Regions from separate parts of the Homo sapiens genome. Here region 1 is linked to region 2. The links are chromatin contacts, found by Hi-C or POLR2A ChIA-PET in ENCODE. All regions are on one chromosome and are shown on one strand. Each heading gives the region's core, a stretch centred on a gene start or an enhancer-like site at or near the end of the contact. The rest is flanking DNA. Distances are from core to core; before and after follow the strand shown. Region 1 holds the start of MTCH1 (mitochondrial carrier 1). Region 2 holds the start of SRPK1 (SRSF protein kinase 1).

What was found. A loop is a pair of places that touch in the nucleus more often than their neighbours do. ChIA-PET counts read pairs that join two places held with the same protein, here RNA polymerase II (POLR2A). Pooled maps may share reads with other maps.
Region 1: a loop to region 2 is called in a map of CD8-positive, alpha-beta T cell, with 16 times the contacts of the local background. The contact joins the promoter of MTCH1 here to the promoter of SRPK1 in region 2. A Hi-C loop is called at or near these places in 3 of 168 maps with a recorded cell type or tissue (CD4-positive, alpha-beta T cell and CD8-positive, alpha-beta T cell), 2 of 37 single-sample maps with no recorded cell type and 6 of 50 pooled maps. POLR2A ChIA-PET finds 5 or more read pairs at or near these places in 1 of 52 experiments (HEK293).

The regions. Positions count from the first base shown.
Region 1 is chr6:36,984,659-36,987,494 of GRCh38, forward strand. MTCH1 (mitochondrial carrier 1) reads right to left here and starts at 1,538. Exons shown (of 12, transcript NM_001271641.2): 1 at 1,195-1,538. The coding sequence starts at 1,515. RefSeq lists enhancers at 1,092-1,814, 1,933-2,142 and a silencer at 1,253-1,842.
Region 2 is chr6:35,919,783-35,922,482 of GRCh38, forward strand. SRPK1 (SRSF protein kinase 1) reads right to left here and starts at 1,316. Exons shown (of 16, transcript NM_003137.5): 1 at 1,262-1,316; 2 at 686-746. The coding sequence starts at 1,274. RefSeq lists silencers at 979-1,568, 1,599-1,658.

The DNA of each region.
Region 1 (2,836 bases), core at 288-2,787, 1.1 Mb after region 2:
ACCCATCCCAGCCACACCCACCTAATTCTCACACCTCCACACGCCCTTCATTCCAGCTCACTCCTCAAGCAGCACACTTCATCTGTACCGCATTGCTGGCCACCACCAAATCTGCCAAGTGCCTATGCATCCCTCTGTTCCAGAGACATCCCTACCTCGGTCTCAATTTCTGGTAGTCCCTACCTATCCTGCCACCTATGTCTCCACTGTCCCTTCTGCCCAATTTCAATACTCCCGTGCCCCTTCTCCTCATCTGCCCAGATACAAGCACTGTGATTCCTCTCTCTGACCCCAACTATGACTTCCATTTCCTCCTCCAAATGCGTCATCCCCCTTCCCCGCTTAAAGCCTCCTCCTAGCTCCCCTCTCTAGACAAATCGCTGCCACTCCCCTCCCCCAATGCTGGCCCTATCTGTTCCCCTCCCCCCATACGCGTCACCCTGTCCCCTCCTCCTACCAAATCCGTCGTCGCCATCAAATCCAGAGCCCCCATCTCCGGTAAACCGATAGCATTCCCCTGCAAAAGTCTTTGCCTTCGCACTCTCCCACCAAATTAAATCACAATGCAACCCAAGACCTCCGTCTCCTCTGTCCACCCCCAGTCTGGTGTCCTTCTTTCCCTCCTAAATTTCTGGCCCTGGCGCCCACTTTGTCCCCACCCCAAGACGTTTTAAATCCATCTCTATCAAATCCAGAGCCTCCGTTCCCCTCTACCCCAATTATGTGCTCCTCATTCTCTAAACACTTTGCCTGGGCCCCCAACCTTCCTCCCCATCTCTTCACCCAAACTTCTTGCCCCTCCCCCAATTCTATTGCTTCTTCCCTCGCCCCAAATTCGCTCCCTTCCCTATCCCAAGTCCATCGTCCCCACTCCTTTATCTCCCAAATATGTTTTTCCAGCCCATCGCTCCCTCCTTGGCACTCCCCCAAATCGCTTGTTCCTTCCACCCTCTCCCGTATCTGTTATTACTCTAACCCCTTGGTCTCCTTTCTGTATCCTAAAACCCGTGACCCCTGCGTTCCCAACTCCCTCACGGCTTCCCTCCCATCCCACCCACTCGGCCCCCCAAACCCGCCGTCCCCACCCCTCTCCCCAAATCCGTCGCCATTGACTGCCCGCCCCAATCCTCCAAATCCTGGCCTGTCACCTTCACATCAGCCTCCCATCTCCCTACGGCGCCTCTGGTCCCCCACCTGGATGAGCAGCTTCACGTAGAGCAGGGGATGGCTGAGCGCCGTCACGCCCGCGCCCAGTGCCACGAAAAGAGCCTCAGTGGTCGGGGCGTTGTCCCCAGACCCCAGGCCCCCTGACCCGCCATCCATCCTGCGGGCCGAGGGCTGAGCCGCAGGCCGAGGGTGGCGAGGATGTGCGCGGTGCGCGGGCGGTGGATCGCGAGCTCGAGCCTCGACCCCCGCCGCCGCTCCGCCGCGAGCTCCGGCTCCAGCTCCGGCTCCCGCCATCCCCGCGGCACCGCCGCGAGCCCAGGGCGCCACTTCCGGGTCCGAAGCTCCCATGGCGCCCGGCGGCGAGGTCACTCCCCGTCACGTGACGGGGCCACGCCCCCTCACCGGCGTCAGGGGGCGGGGCCGGGGCGCACCACTCCAGGCCGCGGGGGAGCTCGGGAGCGTGGTGCGGCGGGTGGGACACGCCGGATGTGGCTCCCCGGCCGGTTGGAGGCCTAGCAGGACACTGGGCTGCGGGCCGGGGGTCAATGGTGGCGGGCAGCCGGGGCCCCGGGCTCGGGAGCTGTGGCGGCAGCCGCAGGCCGGGGCGCTCCCCCGGGATGCCCAGAGCACGCGGGGGCGGGGTTCGGCGCCTCTGGCTGCCAGACGTCCCCAATATGGTCTGAGGCGCTTCCAAGCCACCTCCCTGGCTTCGGGAGTTTTCTCTGCAGTTCTCTGCCCGCCCCTTTGCGGCCCAGATCCCAGTCGCCGCGGCCTGCGTGGAACTCTGCGCGAGCTGAATCTCCTGCTGCAGGACGAGCCCCGACCCCGAGCCCGATCCCCTCCGCGGTCCCAGCCTCTTTGTCCGATCGCATTTTCCATCTCCTCTGCCAGGAATGCTCTCCCAACCAGAGCAAATCCAGATGTCCCCTCGGCGACTGTGGGCACCCTCCCCAGCTGTGGAGCCTTCGCACGCCTTCCTCAGAGTCCGTGGTTGTAAAATTTGTTTTGCTCTAAAGTATTTGACTGTCTCCCTCACTAGATCCTGAGGGTTTTAGTGAGTGCCTCAGTGTGAGCACATGCAGGCACTGCTAGGCGCCTGTAGTTGATTCTTAGTTAATACAAGTGAATAATCACAACTAGACCTTAAATTGCAGGGACTATGTGACAGGCACTTTTTAAAATGCTTTATACGTGTTGATTTAAGTGTAATCGTCACAAGAACCCTGCGAGGAAGATAGGACAGCAAGTGCCCTGTTCCTGTTTGTAAACGTGCCCGACACTCTGCAACAACACCTACAACAGAACCGTGCTAGTTTTGGGGGTTCGCAATAAAAGTTTCTGTTTGAACGGATCCTAGAGTGTGCAGGGACACAGCAATGGAAGACCTGGTCCCTTTGTCTGTACTTAGTCTATAGCCAGTTCATTGTGAGAAATTTCTTTAGATCGACACCTGCCACTGTTAGTCCGGGTTTCCCAGTCTGTCCTTTCTAACTCCCTTCCTGCCTTACCCCCTAAAAAGCTACCTCCCCTCTTCCCACTCCTGATAATGAACACTATGTACTTTCCACGTTCAAAGCATGCCACACTCCCTCTCTCCCTCACCTTGGCCTCCCTAACCCAGGCTTGTCCTAGTGAAATCACTTGCAAAGCCTGCTAACCCTTTCAACTT
Region 2 (2,700 bases), core at 66-2,565:
AATGTTTGTTAAAGAACTCTCCCGTTACTATTGTGATGTCCACTCCGGAAGATTATCTGCATCTGGTTGAGGTTTAGACAGAAGAGAAGCAGTTAACAGACACCGACTGTATACACAGCGGTCTGCCGGCACACTGCAAAAAAGCCGATACGCCTTACAGGCTCAGGAAGTTGACTAACCCAGGGAAAAGCCCCATGCCCTCCTCTATGAAAGGGAGTGTGTGGTTGGTAGAACCCAAAGTAAACACGGAAAAATTCATTCAAGAATTTCCTTAAGGCCTACCGTGAAGACGTCGGAGGCAAGTTAAGACGTTGGGGAGCAGGTAAGAGAGACCAGAGTTCAGAAACAGACCGATAATGATCTACCAGCTCCGGTGGGGAGGTCCAAGCTAGGGGAGTTTGTGCCTCCTCTGTGGAGTTGGGGAGGAAAGGTACCGGGCGGGCTCTGGTCCTCCTCCGACAGCCCTTTCCAGCAGGCCCGGGGCTGCTAAGACCCAGGCCTGGCGTTGAGCAACAGCAGCTCTCTTCCACATGGTTGCTGGAGAGCGACCCTCCGAGCTGCCCCGAGGCCATGTGGCTGCAGCCACAGGGTGCCCAAACCCGGTGCACGTTCAAGACGTGAAACCAGAGCAGAGAAGGTGCCGGAGGAAAATCCAAAGAATGGGATGTTGGGGTACAAGACTCACTTCCTTTGGGCTTTGTCCTTCTTGGCCTTGGTCCTTTTCTTTCGGGCCTGGAGCGCAAGCACTGCAGGAGAGAGGGATGGATGAAGGGCGAATGTGGAGGAAAGGAGGCGACCAAGGTGAGGGTGGAGACCCAGCAGGGGCGCCAGGCCCGGCTGCGGGGCCTGCCTCGGGGGCGGCTGCGGGCTCCGGCGAGGCGGCCGGCCGTGGGGCTGGCGGCCCACGGGGCGCAGAGCAGCGCCCGGGCGGGATGCGCCGGAGGGGTCTCAGGCCGGGTCAGGGGGCGGGCGGGTGGGGGTCTGCGTCGCCCGCCAAGGGCCGGGCCCTGGAGTGGCCCCAAGGCGCGAGCCGGCCTGGCGGGGAACAAGGGGCGGCTACGGCCGGCGCCAGAGGACGCCCGGACTGAGGGGCGCGGACCCGCAGCCCAGAGGCAGGGGGTGTGGGGCGGCGCCACCTCAGTGGAGGGGCGCCGCACGTCCGGGAACCGAACCGCGGCAGTTAAGCGAAGCTCCCGGCGCTGACCCGGGCCTCGCCCCGGCGACCATTGCCCCTCGTGGCGGAGGCCGCTCCACCGCTCACCTTTCCGCTCCATGGTGAGACCGGTAATCGCCAGGCGCCTGCGCACTCGAGTGGCGGCGACTCCCGCTCCCGCCGCGGCCCAAAACCGAGCCCGCTCACACTCCGCCCTCAGTCCCGCCCCACCCCCGCCCCACGATGCCGCGCGCTTGCGCGTTGGGCGCGGAGCCTACCACCTGCTCCCGAGGAGGGGGCGGCAAGGAGAGGGAGGGGGCGCAGCGGGGAGGAACGCCGGGGTGAACGTTGAAGGAGTGTTAGAGATCCAAGCTTGGAAACCTGGCAAGGTTAGTTTTGTTCTATTTGTTTAGAAAAGGCGCAGAGAGCGGCAGGGCTCTCTGCATGCTGCTGAGTCAGAGCTTCGGAGGCAACTGGGATCTGCCTCAGTTTCCTGGCCTGTAAAATGGATTAATCAGGCATGTCCCAGTTTCTCCTTCCCTGAGCTATTGTGAGCCCAGTTGAGATACTATTTAAAGAAAATGGAAAAAAATTACATGTGAGAAAGAAAAGGGAGTGGGAGCAACACAAAAAGACTGGAAGGAAAGAACCTGTGACCCTATTATCACTTGAAAAGTAAAAACTTCAAAAGTGAATTTTCTCTTGAAATTTCAAGTTTAAGTGAAAGCTGTAAAGGAAAGAAGGGGAAATGAGAATAAAAACGTTTAATGTTTTCTTATTCTACCACCTTCAATACATGATAAAGCTGTCTTGTTTATAAGTTTTTTTTGTTTTTATTTTCTAAGTGCATTATCTCATTTGATGTTTATGGCAACTTAAAGGCAAAATAGTTATTACTTCCATTACACAAAGACACTAAACTTAAGAGGGCCTGCCTATATGTTCAGAATCTTGGTGTACGACCCAGTTATTTAATCATGAAGCCCTTATTGTATAGCAGGCTCAGCAAAGTTTTTCTTTGGGCCGTACAGTAAATATTTAGGCTTTGTGGACCATAAGATCTCTTTCTCAGCTACTCAACTCTGCCATTGGAGCTCAAAAGCAGTCATAGAAAATATGGGCTGTGTTCCTATAAAGATTTATGTATGGACACTGAAATTTGAATTTCATATAATTTTCACGTCATAAAATGTTCTTCTATTGATTTAAACATGGTCTTTGTTAGGTTTTGAAGGGAAGGTGAGGGTTAAAGAAAGACAGAGAGAGCAGTCTTGCTCTGCTGCCTAGGCCGGAGTACAGTGGCATGATCTCGGCTCACTGCAGCCTGGACATCCAGGGCTCAAGTGATCCTCCCACCTCAGCCTCCCAAGGTGCTGGAATTACAGGTGTGAGCCACTGAGCCAGGCCCTTTTGATCTTTTTTCAACCGTTTCAACGGTTATTCTTATTTCAGATCTTAGTTTACCAACCCATGTTGTAAAGTACCGCAGCTGGACAGAGTGGAAGCTCTGAAGACCTTTGCTCTGAACAAGTAATTGAGAAGGGAAG